Linked DNA regions of Homo sapiens: region 1 is linked to region 2. Evidence: chromatin contacts called from ENCODE Hi-C or POLR2A ChIA-PET data. All regions are on one chromosome and are shown on one strand. Each heading gives the region's core, a stretch centred on a gene start or an enhancer-like site at or near the end of the contact. The rest is flanking DNA. Distances are from core to core; before and after follow the strand shown.

The links. A loop is a pair of places that touch in the nucleus more often than their neighbours do. ChIA-PET counts read pairs that join two places held with the same protein, here RNA polymerase II (POLR2A). Pooled maps may share reads with other maps.
Region 1: a map of HCT116 shows a loop between it and region 2 (2.9-fold over the local background). The contact joins the enhancer-like site here to the promoter of SCYGR8 in region 2. A Hi-C loop is called at or near these places in 1 of 168 maps with a recorded cell type or tissue (HCT116), 1 of 37 single-sample maps with no recorded cell type and 7 of 50 pooled maps. POLR2A ChIA-PET finds 5 or more read pairs at or near these places in 1 of 52 experiments (Panc1).

The regions. Positions count from the first base shown.
Region 1 is chr2:227,880,909-227,884,122 of GRCh38, reverse strand. All of the region lies in intron 1 of DAW1 (dynein assembly factor with WD repeats 1), which reads right to left. Among named protein-coding and RNA genes, the nearest start is that of DAW1, 11 kb to the right of the region's middle. Within about 2 kb of position 1,807, at least 3 of the 41 ENCODE cell types and tissues checked have a DNase peak (open chromatin) inside an H3K27ac peak, as active enhancers do.
Region 2 is chr2:227,744,300-227,747,326 of GRCh38, reverse strand. SCYGR8 (small cysteine and glycine repeat containing 8) reads right to left here and starts at 1,433. Exons shown (of 1, transcript NM_001395409.1): 1 at 1,107-1,433. The coding sequence starts at 1,433. The coding sequence ends at 1,107.

The DNA of each region.
Region 1 (3,214 bases), core at 558-3,057, 140 kb before region 2:
GAGAATAGAATCTGTGAACTTGAAGATGGATCCATAGAATATATTCCATCCGAACAGCCCAGCGCTAATAAAAACTGGACAGAGCCTCCTAACCACCTTACTCTACTGCCTCTGCCTGTGGATATAAACTAGTACATCTCAAAAATTTGGCTTCAGGATCACCTTACACTCTTAAAAATTATTTAGGACACCAAAGAGTTTTTGGTTTTTTTCCATATTAAAAACTAAAATTGAGAAATTTTTTAAATATTTATTAAGTTGTTTTAAAACAACAGTAATTCATAGCATGTTATTTTTATAAAGTTTTTGTAAAAATAACTATATTTTCTTGCCCCTAAAAAGAGTAAGAAGAGTAGCACTGTTTTATACTTTAACAAATCTCTAATATCTGGCTTAAGACAATGGATTCTCATCTCTGCTTCTGCATTCAAGCTTCTGCTAAATGTTTTAGACAAAGTATAAGAAAAGAATGTAGTCAGACACTGATACATAGTTGAAAAATGAAGGAGTATTATAATTGCCTTTTTATATCATTGTGAACATTTTTTGATATTAAAACTCAACAAATGGTAACTTCTTAAAATTAGTTGCAATATAGAATCTGAAACCATATTAGTGAATTTTCCATATACTTGCATTAAACCTCATTGGTCTATTTCACACTTTTGATGGATCTTTTATTCATGCATGGTCCATGCATAATCATGCACTGGACATTTGAAAAATACTGATCTACTAAGTTATGCATATATTGTAACTGTTGACATATTTCATCACACAATATCAGAAAGTAACATTTACCATTTTCACTACCAATTTTTATCATAAGAAAACTCTTACTGTTGGTAAGCTGTCAAGATTATGGTGGTAAACAAAAGTTTTCTGAACTTATACTTTTTGCTTGAAAGCTAAAATACATCACTAGCAAGAAATGCTGGTATTTTTGCTTGAAAGTTGTGGGCTCACATTCTTCATTTTCAAGAAAATGTCTGCCAAAATGTCTGAGTCTGAAAACCATGTTGTTTCTCAGTCACTCTTTCAAGTAAAAATGCTTTTCCATGAAAAAAAGTTGGTTCATCTCGTAATTCAAGCAACCACCTATATTTTCCTTAAGACAACTGTATTAGTTTGTTTTTATATTGCTATAAAGAACTGCCCAAGACTGGGTAATTTATAAAAGAAAGAGGTTTAATTGACTCACAGTTCCTCATGGCTGGGGAGGCCTCAGGAAACTTACAATCATGGTGGAAGGAAAGGAGGAAGCAAGGCACCTTCTTCACAAGGTGGCAGGAAGAGAATGAATGCAGGAGGAACTACCAAACAATTATAAAACCATCAGATCTTGTGAGAACTCACTCACTATCATGAGAACAGCATGGGGGAACCTCCCCCTGATCCAATTACCTCCACCTGGTCTCTCCCTAGACATGTGGGGATTGTGGGGATTATGGGAATTATAATTCAACATGAGATTTGGGTGAGGACACAAAGCCTAACCATATCAACAACTATCAGACTTCACTGTAGAGCAGAAGTGCTTTCTTAGTACTTCCTATTTCATCACCTGGAATACTCAAAATACATGCACTCCTATGTTAATATTTTGCTACATTAATAATTTTTACTGCTTCATCAAGGAAATCCTCAAGCAAAACTAGGTTGTTCTGTTGGGATTTTTTTGATGTTTTCCTATTGTGAGTGTGTGTCAGTGAAGAATAAATACAGTGACCACTATTAGAGTTTGGTGTCACTGCCTCGATTTGTAGTAAGGCACCAGCAGTTTCACCTTCCACTGCTTCTGCACCATTAGTGACAATGTCAGCACAGTGTAGAAAAGGAAGTAACATCTTATTGTTATTATGAAAAATAAGTTTGACCTTGAGACCCTGCTGAAAGTGTTCAAGGGTTCCCAGGAGTCCTCTACAGTTTGAGAATCACTGCTATAGACCATAGTTTGATATAACAGATATAATTCTAGCAGTATTTCAGATCAAGGGAAAATAGGAAATGTTGCCAAAACACTCTATTTACTTTTCAAAAGCACTGAGCCATTGAGAAAGAATGTGGCAGAGGCCAAGTGCAGTGGCTCACGCCTGTAATCCCACCACTTTGGGAGGCCAAGGCAGGTGGATCACTTGAGGTCAGGAGTTTGAGATCAGCCTGGCCAACATGCTGAAACACCGTCTCTAATAAAAATACAGAAATTAGCTGGCATGACGGCAGGCACCTGTAATCCAAGCTACTTGGGAGGCTGAGGAAGGAGAATCGCTTGAACCCAGGAGGTGGAGGTTCCAGTGAGACAAGATTGCACCACTGCACTCCAGCCTGGGCGACAGAGTGAAACTCTATCTCAAAAAAAAAAAAAAAAAAAAAAAAAAAGAATGTGGCAGAGTTAAAAAGTGTATACTTGGCATCAGATAGATCCTCAACCCCTTATTTATGTCACGATCTGGCAAATGTCAATTTTCTCATCTATGAACCTATAAGTTTGCTGGTTGAGATTAAATAAGATGTATATGAAGAACCTGGCATAAAGTCTCAATGAACAGTGCTTATTTTCTAGCTATTAATCAAATGATACCTTGTGGCATATGCTACATGGTCACCTTGTATTACTTAAATTGCATTTATGCCTTCTCTTTCCAGTGAGATTGTAACATCTTTGAAGAAGGAAACATATCCATGCTATATGCTTCCCTATATTCCCAAAAAGACCCTTCTCAGGGCAAGTCATGATTTAAGCACAGCAGGCCTGTGATTTGTGTTCAGGTTCAAGTACGAGCAACACATTCAGATCCCTCTCTGAATTCCATTTCTCTATCAGCAGTGCCTGCCGTTACCTAGTATCTTCATGATCTTTCAAAATGCTCTAGCAGTGCTTGCTGAATACATGAACTAATTGGTAGATGATGGGAAGACTGTCCTCAAATTGCTTAATGCATTGGACATTCTCTGTCCTTACAGCACGTGGCCTTTCAGAAATAATCAATACTATAAACAATATGTCCTCCTTCCTCAAATATACCCTCTTTGGGCTTTTTATAAAATCTCTTCTTTCTCTTTTTCCAATCACTTTGTTATTTTTTATTCTCCTTTGTCCTCTTTTGCCTGACCTTTAAACACTAAGCATCTTTAAACTTCAGGTCTACAGATTCTTCTCGTCTCACCTTACATTAAATTCATCGGTACCATGTCTTTAATTACCATCAACATG
Region 2 (3,027 bases), core at 184-2,683:
CCTTTGAATTACACCCATTCCCCATCCAGCAATGTGGAGTTGTTCCTGCCCATGACATACACATCAACATAGAACTTTTAACACGTTTGTTATTCTTCTACCTCATGTTTGTGGTTATTTGTGTATAAATGGAAGTAAACCACACAAGGGCATAATTATATGTGTATCCTTAATGGCCTCCAACCCACATAAAATCATGATTAATGGTAGTTTAATGAAAAATATCTATAAGAATAAAACTAAGGGAAACTGTTCAGAGTTCACTTTTGCATTTTATTATGAAATTTTTCATGAAGAATGGTTGATTAATGAGTACAAAAATACAGTTAAAAGAACAATACCTAGTGCTCAATAAATCAGTAGAGTGACTATAGTAAACAATAAACTATTACCCATTTCAAAACAGTTAATAGAGAATAATTTGAATGTTCCCAGCATAAAAGAAAAAGATTTAAGGTGATTAATATCCCAATTACCCTGATTTGATTATTACACATTATGTAAATTTATTAAAATATCACATGTATCCCCCCCAAATATCTACATCTATTATGTATCAATTTTTTTAAGTAAAAAAATATAGATGGGTTACTACCAAAGGGAAAAAAGATTTTTTGGTGATATAATCAAAATTATAGCACTAAAATGAAGACCATGAATTAGTAAAACAAAAAAAGAAAATTTTAGGAGAACACCTAGAAAAGACTCTATGGCCCAGAAAAGACAGAGCATATGTGGAACACACAAGAAGACCTAATGCCTAGAGAGAAAAGAGTTCAAAGAAGAAAGCATGGTCAAAATCATGATCCTGCTTTGCTGAGCTCAAAACTCAAAATGTCCTGCATCTTTGTGCTTGAATGACATTGTACCAGTTGCCCATGTGACTACCTTAATAATAGGAAGAATTACTTAAACTACAGAGATGAGAACCAAGCAGAAAAGTGCCATGAAGTCTGGGTGACAGGGAGACAGCAGGGAGCACACGGGATGGGATGGAGGAAAGCCACAGCAAGGGGAGCAAGCTGCCTCCCTGCGGCACCTGCAGACCCGCAGTCTTACCAACAGCATGAGTGGCTACAGCCCCTGCCCAGAGGCTGGGTTCCCACCTAGCAGCAGCATTGCTTCTGGCAGCAGCACTTCTGCTGACAGCATCCCTTCTGCTGGCAACAGCCCTTCCCATAGCCACAGCCACACGAGCTGCAGGTGCGGCGGCAGCAGCAGATCACGGGAGTGCTGCAGCAGCCTCCACAGCAGCCACGGCAGCAGGGGCAGCAGCTGGAGCAGCAGCCCACCCGGTAGCACCTGCAGGTGGTGCAGCTGCCACAGCCACCACCGCAGCCACCACCGCCGCAGCCACCACCGCAGCCACCACCACAGCCACCACTGCAGCCACCACAGCCACCACCGCAGCCACCACACCCACAGCAACCCATGGTGTCAGTAGAGAGGACTGAGGAGAAGCGAGGATAGAGGGCTCAGGAGAGATGAAGAGGTCTGATGCCGCCTTCTGTCCGGGGAAGCCCTTATATAGCAACTCCAGCAAGCCAAGCCCAATATGTGGCCCATTTCTTGTTGTTGTTTATCCTATTTCTTGTTGTTGTTTATGAGATCTCATAAAAGATCTCATGAGTTGTCTTACGCCCTACCTTGTGAACATCTTAACAAGCTAATATTGCTAAATTTAACTTTTGCTCATCTCTTAAACCTCTGTTTGGATGAGAACACACCTCTAAGATGTTTGTGTTTGCAAGAACTTAAATGTGTGTTAGGGCTTAAAATAGTGCCCGACACATTGTAAGTATTCAATAGGTATCTTTTGAATTAAATAAATGCCTAGAACATTTAAGAATAATCTTCATTTCTTTATAATCATGAGAGTCTGAATCCAGAGCCAGGTAAAAAGTCTTGTGTCTCTGTTGATACTTCTCAGTTGTCACAGGTTGGACAAAACATTGTTTTTCTCTCTGTTGGAATTCATCACACAGTCTTATGATATTAAAAAAAAACCTTCTTGGCTGGGCACGGTGGCTCACGCCTGCAATCCCAGCACTTTGGGATGCCGAGGCGGGTGGATCACCTGAGGTCGGGAGTTCAAGACCAGCCTGACCAACATGGAGAAACCCCATCTCTACCAAAAATACGAAATTAGCCAGGTATGGTGGCACATGCCTGTAATCCTAGCTACTTGGGAGGCTGAGGCAGGAGAATCACTTGAACCCAGGAGGTGGAGGTCACGGTGAGCTGAGATCATGCCATTGCACTCCAGCCTGGGAGACAGAGGGAGACTCTGTTTCAAAAAAAAAAAATTAGACCAGCTACTCAGGAGGCTGAGGCAGGAGAATCACTTGAACCTGGGAGGCAGAGGTTGCAGTGAGCCAAGATTGTGCCATTGCACTCCAGCCTGGGTGACAGAGTGAAATTCCATCTAAAAAAAAGAAAGAAACAGAGTAGGCATTTCTGAATGTATTACCTTGCACCTTATATCTCACCTTAAAACACAAATATTCTCTTTTCTAGCTCCTTGGGATTTTTCATTCACCAGAAGAATTGCTTGATCATAAAAAATTCCAAAAAAAATATTGTGCTATGTGAAATGCTAAAAACGCAATTATTTAGGGCCTACTCCTAAGTCATCTCCCAAGGGTGAGGTTTCTGTTTGTTGTTTATCTGTTAAATAATTGGGAAAACAAAAGCAACAAAGTTTACATTTGGTGGCTGGCCTTCTCTCGTGCCTCTCTCACGTTTAAGACCCATGGGGAGGCTCCAGGCTTAGGCCTGCCCACGCACTAATGGAATGTTTATTTGGAATGATCCCATTCGGTCCAACTGACTCTACCTGTCAGGCCTCCATTTCCTGCCCCAGGTAGCCCGTGGGTGTGAGTAAGTCAGTAGGGTAAGGTTCTTGCCTGACTATCTCCAGAGTTAAAGGCCTGCCCGGCTAATCTCTATTCTCCAGACAACGCACAGAAGAGGCCCATGCGGTGGAGACCCCGCAGTCCCTCTTGGAACTTACGCTGCAGGTTCTGA